Regions from separate parts of the Homo sapiens genome. Here region 1 is linked to region 2. A link is an interaction called in ENCODE POLR2A ChIA-PET data of the cell type or tissue named here. Cell type or tissue: OCI-LY7. All regions are shown on one strand. Each heading gives the region's core, and the rest is flanking DNA. Links, peaks and the distances in the headings are about the cores only.

The links. Peaks named below come from ENCODE experiments on the same cell type or tissue, not always from the same donor. Only the 100,000 strongest peaks of a DNase experiment are listed, where the experiment ranks them.
Region 1: POLR2A ChIA-PET joins it to region 2 with 21 read pairs; 5 of 35 experiments call an interaction of 5 or more read pairs at or near these places.

Annotation. Positions count from the first base shown.
Region 1 is chr2:44,271,753-44,277,136 of GRCh38, reverse strand. It overlaps SLC3A1 (solute carrier family 3 member 1), which reads right to left and starts at 1,657. Exons shown (of 10, transcript NM_000341.4): 1 at 1,172-1,657. The coding sequence starts at 1,601. In OCI-LY7, for the core only: no CTCF peak of the experiment used is centred there; no DNase peak of the experiment used is centred there.
Region 2 is chr2:44,222,383-44,227,766 of GRCh38, reverse strand. The region is part of intron 5 of PPM1B (protein phosphatase, Mg2+/Mn2+ dependent 1B); the gene reads right to left. Among named protein-coding and RNA genes, the nearest start is that of SLC3A1, 50 kb to the left of the region's middle. In OCI-LY7, for the core only: no CTCF peak of the experiment used is centred there; no DNase peak of the experiment used is centred there.

The sequences.
Region 1 (5,384 bases), core at 204-5,203, 49 kb before region 2:
AAACTCCATCACAAAAAAAAAAAAAAAAAAAAAGAAGAGAGAGAATGATAGGAGCGTGAAAAAGAAAAGCCTTCTACTAGTGATTAAAGAAAGCTGCAGGTTTCAAGAATTCATTTGTAGCATTTTAAAGATACATTAAGCCCATTCCTACTTTCCACATTCATATCATCCTGTTTTGTTTTCTTCAAACCAATTATCATTGTAAAACATTAGTTTGTTAGTTTCCTTATTTGTTTCCTATTGTTGCCTTGAAGTAGAGTGACCATACCAACCAATTTGCTCAGAAGTTCCCAGTGTATGCCTGCCATCTGGCATAATTTTACTCTGAAGTATGTTCTGGTTTGAGCAATATATTGTAAGGATGTTTTACACATAACCCACCAAGAAATTAACTTAGCTTTTAAAAAATAATTTTTCACTTTTTTTTTTTTCTTTTTGGAGACGGGGTCTCCCTATGTTGCCTAAGCTGGCTGGCTGAGAGCTCCTGGGCTCAAGCGATCCTCCCACCTCAGCCTCCCAAGTAGCTGCAACTACAGTCATGCGCCACTACCCCTGGTTAATTCTTTACTTGTTTTATACTAATACGGACATGGTTTTAAACAATCCTTAATTCAAGTAATGACGAATGCATACTGCTACCCCTTTTCTACTTCCCTTCCTTTTTTAGAATTTAAACTTTAAGACTCAGCCTATACTTTTTACAGATATCACTTGATTTTTAAAAAAATATTATTTATGCTTTATTCACTAATACACTCCCAGCCACACAGCCAAACTAGCTGCTTCGTATACTGGGAAAGCAATTCCCAACTGCCACCCTGACATATTCAACTATAAAGTCCCCAGAAACAGGACATAGATTTTAGAAGGAAGGCTGCTCTAAGAAGTTAGAATTGATGACTGAACAACTGTATGTACTTAGTGGGCAATAAATTAAACAACTCGTTTGGCTCAAAGGCCTTCAGCAAATAGCCCTTCAGCTAGTAAAATAACTGCTGGGTTCTGCTGAGTGATTTTCTAAGAATATCATAAACAAGGAGCAACTTGGCATGACCAGTCATAATGGAATGTGCTTACTGAACAACCCAGGCATAATTTGGTTCTGAAGAACAAAAGAACCATAAACCAATCTCATCCTGGCACCCACCCTAAATGATCTCTGGGCATGTACCTTTCAGATCTCCGTTCCCATCCTTGTTACTGTCCTTGAAAGACCTTGGGTAGATCTGGTACATGGGCCCCTCCTGCCACCAGTCTAGGCACTTTGGAGAGAGGGCAATGATGGCTATGGTGGCCGCGATGAGCACCAGCACAGAAGCCACTGTGAGCCAGAAGAGGATCTCCCGAGGTATGCGGTAGCGGGCCTGGCCAGAGAACTGGAACAGCACCTCCTTGGGCATCCCCGCATAGGGCTGGACGCCCTTGAAGTCGGGCTCCTGGGAGCCAAGGATGCCCCTGGTGCTGTGCTTCAGGTTGTCTGTTGAGCTTCCTGGATCCGGGGTCTGCTCCAGAATGTCTTCATTATGGACAAACCCGTTGTTTGTCTGGCATCCCTTCATACTCATCTCGATGGAGTCTCTCTTGCTTTTATCTTCAGCCATGTCTCACCGACTTATGTCTTCGGAGTGCCTTCCTGCAGTAAGGGAGGTGGAAGAGTGGCTTGCTGAATGCTTGGTCTTGTTAATGAACTTTGTGTGGTTTATAAATAAACCTAGCTGGACAAAGTCCAGCCAAGGAAGAAAGGGTAAAAGTACAGAGGTTTAAAAAAAAAATCTCGGGACTGGCGCGGTGGTTCATGCCTGTAATCCCAGCACTTTGGGAGGCCGAGGCGGGCAGATCACCAAGGGCAGGAGTTTGAGACTAGCCTGGCCAACATGGCCAAACCCCGTCTCTACTAAAGGTATAAAAATTAGCCAGGCGTGGTGGTGTGCACCTGTAATCCCAGCTGCTCGGGAGGCTGAGGCAGGAGAATCGTTTGACCCCGGAAGACAGACGTTGCAGTGAGCCGAGATCGTACCACTGCACTCCAGCCTGGGCGACAAGAGCGAGAATCCATCCCACAAAAAAAAAAAAAATCTCCACTGGGCATCTTGGCTCACACCTGTAATCCCAGCAGTTTGGGAGGCTGAGGCAGGCAGGTCACCCGAGGTCAAGAGTTTAAGACCAGCCTGGCCAACATGGTGAAACCCCGTCTCTACTAAAAATACAAAAATTAGCCGGGCGTGGTGGTGCATGCCTGTAATCCCAGCTACTCAGGAGGCTGAGGCAGGAGAATCACTTGAACCCAGGAGGCAGAGGTTGCAGTGAGCTGACATCGAGCCATGGCACTCCACCCTGGGTGACAGAGGGAGACTCTGTCTCAAAAAATAAAATAAATAAATAAGAAAGAAAATAAAAATAAAATGAAACTAAAAATAAATTAAAAAATTAAAAATTGGAAACAACCCAGGTAGCTATCATCAGATGGATAGATAAACAATGTGGTTATACATATAGTGAAATATTATTCAGCTTTGAAAAGGAATGAAGGCTGGGCATGGTGGATCACGCCTGTAATCCCAACACTTTGGGAGGACAAGGCGGGTGGATCACTTGAGGTCAGGAATTGGAGACCAGCCTGGCCAACATGGCAAAACCCATCTCTATTAAAAATACAAAAATTAGGCCAGGCGCGGTGGCTCACGCCTGTAATCTCAATACTTTAGGAGGCCGAGGCCAGTGAATCACCTGAGGTTGGGAGTTCAAGACCAGCCTGACCAACATGGAGAAACCCCGTCTCTACTAAAAATACAAAATTAGCCAGGTGTGGTGGCGCATGCCTGTAGTCCCAGCTACTTGGGAGGCTGAGGCAGGAGAATCGGTTGAACCTGGAAGGCGGAGGTTGCGGTGAATGGAGATCACGCCATTGCGGTCCAGCCTGGGCAACAAGAGTGAAACTCCATCTCAAAAAAAAAAAAAAAAAAAATAGCTGGGCATGGGGACATATGCTGTAATTCCAGCTACTTGGGAGGCTGAGGCAGGAGAATCGCTTGAACCCAGGAGGCAGAAGTTGCAATGAGCTGAGATAGCACCACTGCACTCCAGCTTGGGTGATGGAGTGAGACTGTCTCCAATACATAAATAAAGGACTGAAATTCTGACACATGCTGCAACATAGATGAACCTGGAGGACATTATGCTAAGTGCAATAAGCCAGACCCAAAAGGGCAAGTGTGATTTCACTTAGATGAGGTATCTTGAGTAGTAGGATTCATAGGAACAGAAAATAGAAACGTGGTTACTGGAGGTTGGAGGAAGGGAATAATGGGGAGTTATTGTTCATTGGGCAGAGAATTTCAGTTTGGGATGATGAAAAGTATTCCTGAGATGATAGTGGTGATGGTTGCATAACAGTATAAACATACGTAATGCCACTGAAATGTTACAGATGTTTTACCACAACTTTTTTTAAAGCTTAAAGCTTTCTCTATTTAGCCAGGTATAAGAAAAATGACTTTGGGGGGAAATTATTTTTCTTATACATGGTTAAATAGAGAAAGTGGGAAGATAGCTTAAGCCCAGGAGTTGGAGACCAGCCTGGACAATATAGTAACACCTCATCTCTACAAAAGAAATTTAAAATTAGCTGAACATGGTGGTGCACCCATGTAGTCCCAATTACTCAGGAGGCAGGCTGATGTGGGAGGATCACTTGAGCCCAGGAGGCAGAGGTTGCAGTGAGCTGAGATGAGCCGAGGAGACAGAGGTTGCAGTGAGCTGAGATCACGCCACTGCACTCCAGCCTGGGTGACAGAGCAAGATTCTGTCTCAACAACAACAAAAAGGAATGTAATGATTTATGATGTCCCTTTCATCAGGAGCACATACAGTCCTATGAATCGTTTGATCTGATAATGAGACTTTTTTTTCTTTTAAATGATGATAGTTATCTGGGGCCCTAATCTTAGTGTCTCTTTGTGGAGTGGCTTAGAAGCATTGTATAGTATAGAGGTATGGAGGAATGAGCTACTTGATCTTGGACAAATTACATTTAAAACTGAGTAAATCCCAATACTTGGCTCATTGAATGCACCCAGTGATACCTCTCATTATTATTAATTATGCCCATTGAATATTTTTTATTTTTATTTTTTGAGATGGAGTTTCACTCTTATTGCCCAGGCTGGAGTGCAATGGCGTGATCTCAGCTCACCCACAACCTCCACCTCCCGGGTTCAACCGATTCTCCTGCCTCAGCCTGCTGTGCAGCTGGGATTACAGGTGCCCGCCAACACACCCAGCTAATTTTTTGTATTTTCAGTAGAGACAGGGTTTCACTAAGTTGGCCAGACTGCTCTCCGACTCCTGACCTCAGGTGATCCACCTGACTCGGCCTCCCAAAGTGCTGGGATTATAGGCGTGAGCCACCATGCCATGCCCCAAATCATTTTCTAACAAAGAGCAGCCAGTAAAGTCAAGCTGCAGACATAGACAAGCAAGCCGGGAGCTTGCACAGGTGGATGCGACAGGAAAGAACTACCTGGGACTAGACATGTTCAAAATGGCGGCTGCACCTCCCCTTCTCTGCCAGCCACGTGTACAGTAAGGAGCAGACAAGATGGCACCGGCCAAGTGGAGAGTTCATTTGCATAATAAGATTAGAGTGGGGCCACCAGCCTTCCCTGTGTGCTATGTAAACGTCACACCTGACCCAAAAAACCTGTGAGCCCTACCTAAATCAGACACGGCCTCCTCAAGCTGGACTATAAAATCTGGCGTATCCACCAGCTGACCTTTTCCTCTTGGAAGTCCCTTCTTTCTCACTAGAGAGAGAGCTATTTTCCTTTGTCTTTCTCCTTCTTCCGCCTATTAAACCTCTGCTCCTGGCCAGGCGCCGTGGCTCAGGCCTGTAATCCCAGCACTTTTGGAGGCCAAGGCGGGCAGATCACCTGAGGTCAGGAGTTGAGGACAAGCCTGACAAACATGAGGAAACCCTGTCTCTACTCAAAAATACAAAATTAGCTGGGCGGGGTGGCGTGCGCCTGTAATCCCAGCTACTCAGGAGGCTAAGGCAGGATTGCTTGAGCCCAGGAGGCCAAGACTGCAGTGAGCTGTGATCACCCCACTGCACTCCAGCCTAGGTGACAGAGTGAGGTTCAAAACAAAAAAAGAATATACACCACAGTTTATAAGTGGGCATGTGGGATTTTTTTCGTTTGTTTTTGGCTATTATAAATAAAATTGCTACGAGCAATCATGTACAACTCTTTCTAAGGATATAGCTTCCTTCTCTCTTAGGAACCAACTAGCAGTGAAATAGCTGGATAATATGGTAAGTGTATAATTAATGTTTAAGAAACTGCCAAACTGTTTTGGAAAGTAGTTGTATTGAGGCAGGAGAATAT
Region 2 (5,384 bases), core at 197-5,196:
GGGTGGATCACCTGAGGTCAGCAGTTCGAGATCAGCCTGACCAACATGGTGAAACCCCATCTCTACTAAAAATACAAAAATTAGCCAGGTATGGTGTGTGTGCATCAGTAATCTCAGCTACTCGGGAGGCTGAGGCAGGAGAATTGCTTGAACTCAGGAGGTGGAGGTTGCAGTGAGCCAAGATCACACCCACTGCACTCCAGCCTAGGCGACAGAGCAAGACTCCATCTCCAAAAAAAAAAAAAAAAGATGATACTGTGTATGGCCCATGCTTTTTGGATACATATACGTCTGTGTATCTGTTCATGTTAGCATATGTAAAAATACCTGGAAAGAAAGGAAATACAGCAATATAATGATAATGGGTAGGGAGTTCTAGATACTTTATTTTCTTTGAATTTTCCAATTTTCCACAACAAGCATATTAGCTGTCATTTAATTGCAAAATTTATTATGTGGACTTAAAACATGTTTCCCTAAATAAAGTTTCTCATCCAGGGCTGGTGGCTCATGCCTGTAATCCCAGCACTTTGGGAGGCCAAGGTCAAAGGATCACTTGAGCCCAGGAGTTTGAGACCAGCCTGAGCAACACGGGGAGACCCCGTCTCTACAAAACAAAAATTTAAAAAATTAGGTGTGGCAGCACACACCTCTGGTCCCAGCTACTTGGGAAGCTAAGGTGGGAGGATCACTTGAGCCCAGGAGGTTGAGATTACAGTAAGCCATGTTCATGCCTCTACACTCCAGCCTGGGCAATGGAGGAAGACCCTGTCATTCATTCATTCATTCATTCATAAATAAATAAATAAATAAATAAATAAATAAATAAATAAAAAGTTTCCCATTTTAATCTATTCAGGAAGGGTTGAGATGGAACAACATGTGATAAGTATACTCTAATGATAAACCTTGTCAGTCTTTAAGAGGAAATTTTCTACTTTACGGTATATCACAAAGACCTTTTAATGCAGGGCCTACAACCCTCTTCCCCCGAAAACCCCCAAACCAAAAAAAAAAAAAAAAAAAAAAAAGATAAAAACCTACCATTTTATTAAAAAAAAATTACAGGACATTAAAACAAAATCTGCTTCAAAGATTTACACATAAAGTGATTATCAACCCTTGCTCCACATTGGAATTACCTGTGGAGCTTTTAAAATTGCACACATGCCAAAGTTCCATTTCAAAATACACAGATTCAGTGGATTTGGGTTGTTCTTTTAAAGCCTGACAGGTAATTCTGATATACAGCCAGGGTTGAGAATCACTGATATAGACTAAATGGCATGACTCAATTTGGAGGTGGACTTATTAATAAGGTTGGATGAAAGGTTGTTCCATTTGTCGTATTTGGGTCAATTTTGGCAAGTTCAACAGATAAAGTACCTCTCGCTTTCCAACTGACACTTACATTATTAATCACCTGTATTTCTGTGAATTGCTATAGTAGTGACAGTTGGGGAAGAGAAGTTGCTTTTTAAAAGATATACTAGGTCGGGCGCAGTGGCTCAGGTCTGTAATCCCAGCACTTTGGGAGGCTGAGGCAGGCAGATCATGAGGTCAAGAGATGGACACCATCCTGGCTAACACAGTGAAACCCTGTCTCTACTAAAAATACAAAAAGTTAGCTGGGCGTGGTGGCGGGCACCTGTCGTCCCAGCTACTTAGGAGGCTGAGGCAGGAGAATGGCGTGAACCTGGGAGACGGAGCTTGCAGTGAGCTGAGATGGCACCACTGCACTCCAGCCTGGGCGACAGAGCAAGACTCTCTCTCAAAAAAAAAAAAAAAAAGACATACTAAAACCAAACCATAGCCAGGCACGGTGGCTCATGCCTGTAATCCCAGTACTTTTGGAGGCCGAGGTAGGTGGATCACTTTAGTTCAGGAGTTTGAGACTAGCCTGATCAACATGGTGAAACCCATCTCAACTAAAAATAGAAAAATTAGCCAGGCGTGGTGGTGCATGCCTGTAGTCCCAGCTACTTGGGAGGGTGAGGCAGGAGAATCGCTTGAACCTGGAAGGCAGAGGTTACAGTGAGCCGAGATTGCACCACTGCATTACAGCCTCGGTGACAGGGTGAGACTCCGTCTCAAAAAATGAAAAATAAAAAAATAAAAAGCAAAAGAAAACCAAACCAATAAATCAAGTAGACACGGATTTGCAATGGCTGACATTACAGAATCACTAAATTGAGAAGAACTTTAGCTAATGACCACACTTAAAAGTCATTTTATCTTATGGCAAATTACATTTTCTCATCACTCTGGATAGACAATAGAGGACTGAAACCTCTTCCGCAGCCATTATATTTGATTTTTCCAAACACTGTTATGTAACTCTCTCATGGGCTTTCATTAATATTAGAAGAGAAACCTATTATCTAGGTTCCTGCACTTTCTTTATCTGAACTCGTACAGTTGATATAGCACACCTATTTTTACACATCTATTATAGCAATTAACTCTACCTTGCAACGGTTCACAAGACTCTCCACTTAGACTGCAAACTCTTTTAGAGTAAAGACAATTTCATATTCCATTCTATGTCCTCCTACCATCTAAGGAAGGAAAAATAATATTTGTGCTAAGAACTTTATATACATAATCTTACTGAATCCTCACAGGTACCCTACAAAGTAAGGATTCCAGTTATCATTTTTATAAGTGATGAAACTAAAGCTCAGAGAGATTTAAGTTATTTGTCACGGTGACAATCTTAGTAAATGGCAGGGCTCTGATTTGTGCACAGGTATAATTAACATCAATGTCTATCTTTGCGCTCTGTTGAATACATTATGGCGAGTGACCTTTTTTGCATAGGAAGTACCTCATACAGGTAAGACTCTTACTAAAGAAATATTGGTGAAATTATTATAGAACACCACAGGTTATTTCATATTGAAGTTTATATTTCCTTAATATAGTAAAATTAATAAAACTATAGAACACTAGTTATGTTGATTAAACTATCATATCAGCTGGGATGTTTACAATTATTCTGTAAAGTAAATTGAAGGCAATTACTGAGATGAGAATTCAGGACATCTCCCATCCACCCTAGTTTTTAAGCTTTTACTATCAGCTAGACTAACATAGCTTAAAAGTCGAATCTCTCATGATGAAAATACTAACTTACACCAAATAAGACATAGAAATTAGATAAATCAAGCAGAGAGTAGTAATAGGAGGGGGAAGGGAACTAAGCACATTTTAAAAAATAAAATTTAACCAGCTAATATTTATTTGCAGCAATATTTATCTTTTGAAACACAGCTCTCATAACCAAAATTCTTTTTTTTTTTTTTTTTTTTGGAGACGGAGTCTTGCTCTGTCACCCAGGCTGGAGTGCAGTGGCACGATTTCAGCTCACTGAAAGCTCTGCCTCCCGGGTTCACGCCATTCTCCTGCCTCAGCCTCCCGAGTAGCTGGGACTACAGGCGCCCGCCACCACGCCCGGCTAATTTTTTGTATTTTTAGTAGAGGCAGGGTATCACCATGTTAGCCAGGATGGTCTCAATCTCCTGACCTTGTGATCCGCCCACCTCGGCCTCCCAAAGTGTTGGGATTACAGGCGTGAGCCACTGTGCCCGGCCCATAACCAAAATTCTTAAAATGACTACTTATAACAGTAGAGAAAAAGTAAACACTAGTAAAAATGTTTCTTATGAAGTCCTACGTGCTGCTTGTCAGACAAAAAAATTTTTAAACTAAAAATTCTCCAGTATGACAAAATGTGATACAATTGATGACTAATGAAGACTCTAATAAATTACATGTTACTTGAAGAATCATGTCAAATTTAATGAATAATTTTAGACAGTGTCATTTGAATGGTCAAGACCACATAGCAAAGGTAAGTGTTATGTCAATCATACCTTAAAAACATAGTGACTAATGTTAGTGCATTTTCTCTCTCTCTCTCTTTTTTTTTTTTTTTTTTTTTTTTTTTTTTAGACAGAGTCCCACTCTGTTGCCCAGGCTGGAGTGCAGTGGTGCAATCTTGGCTCACCGCAAGCTCCACCTCCCAGGTTCACACCATTCTCCTGCCCCAACCTCCCGAGTAGCTGAGACTACAGGCGCCCACCACCACGCCTGGCTAATTTTGTTTTTTTTGTATTTTTAGTAGAGACGGGGTTTCACCATGTTAGCCAGGATGGTCTTGATCTCCTGACCTCGTGATCCTCCTGCCTCGCCCTCCCAAAGTGCTGGCATTACAGGCATGAGCCACCGCGCCCGGCCTGCATTTTCAAACAGTATAGGTCTTCTCCATAGCAATGCTTTGACAAGTGAATAAAAAGTAAATATGAAAAAACTAATATTCACATAGTTCTAAAAACTGTGATATAAAAATGTAAAAGCAGCTATGGGTATTGCATTTATCCGTTTAAAGTAAAACAGAAAAATGCATGCAAAATTTAATAATCTGAAAACAATACAGAGATTCTTTTGGGCTCAAAAAGAGACTAATCTATCCTGTTTTTCCTTCCCTTCTCTAAGATCAAAATGCCTTAAACCGTTTTTGGATTAAGATAAATATGTGTATTTAAGTGAAAAATAACTGACAAGGAATTGGGCTTAACTCATTCCTTTCAACAACTTTATAAAATATTTACCATTAAAAACAGATTATCTTGTGGTTGGATGCAGTGGCTCACGTCTGTAATCCCAGAACTTTGGGAGGCTGAGGTAGGAAGATAACTTGAGCCCAGGAGTTCAAGACTAGCCCTGGCAATGAAGCGAGACCCTATCCCTACAAAAAATACAAAAAATTAGCCGAGTGTGGTGCTGTGTGCCTGTAATCCCAGCTACTCAGGAGGCTGAGCTGGGAGGATCGCTTGAGCCTGGGAGGTTGAGGCTACAGAGAGCCATGATGGTGCCATAGCACTCCAGCCTGGGACAAAGAATGAGACCCTGTCTCAATCAATAAAATAGAGTATCTTAAGACTGATAAACATGATATTTACAAAAGAATGGGAAATGATTTTTCCTGCATGGTAGACACAGGTGGGGTACAGACATACATAATCTCTACCTTAAAGAGGCCACATGGAATAATGTAAAGAGAATAGGAGTCAGACTAATTCAAATTCTGGCTGCATGATTTATTTAGCTTTGTGACCTGTGCAAACTACCTCATCTCTGTAAGTCTCATGTGTAAAAGAAGGGTGCTGAGAAGATTACCTATGACTCTGTGTGTGTATAAATAAGGGGCCTGGCACAAGTAGGAGCTGGGTAAATACAGGTCACCCCCCTGCTCAACTTTACCCTTGGAAAATTACCAACTTGTGCAACTACTTGATCAGTGGCATACTAATTCAAAAGCATTATGAGTCTTTTTCAAGGGAAGAACTTTTTGCATGAAAGTATAAAACTCTATAAATACA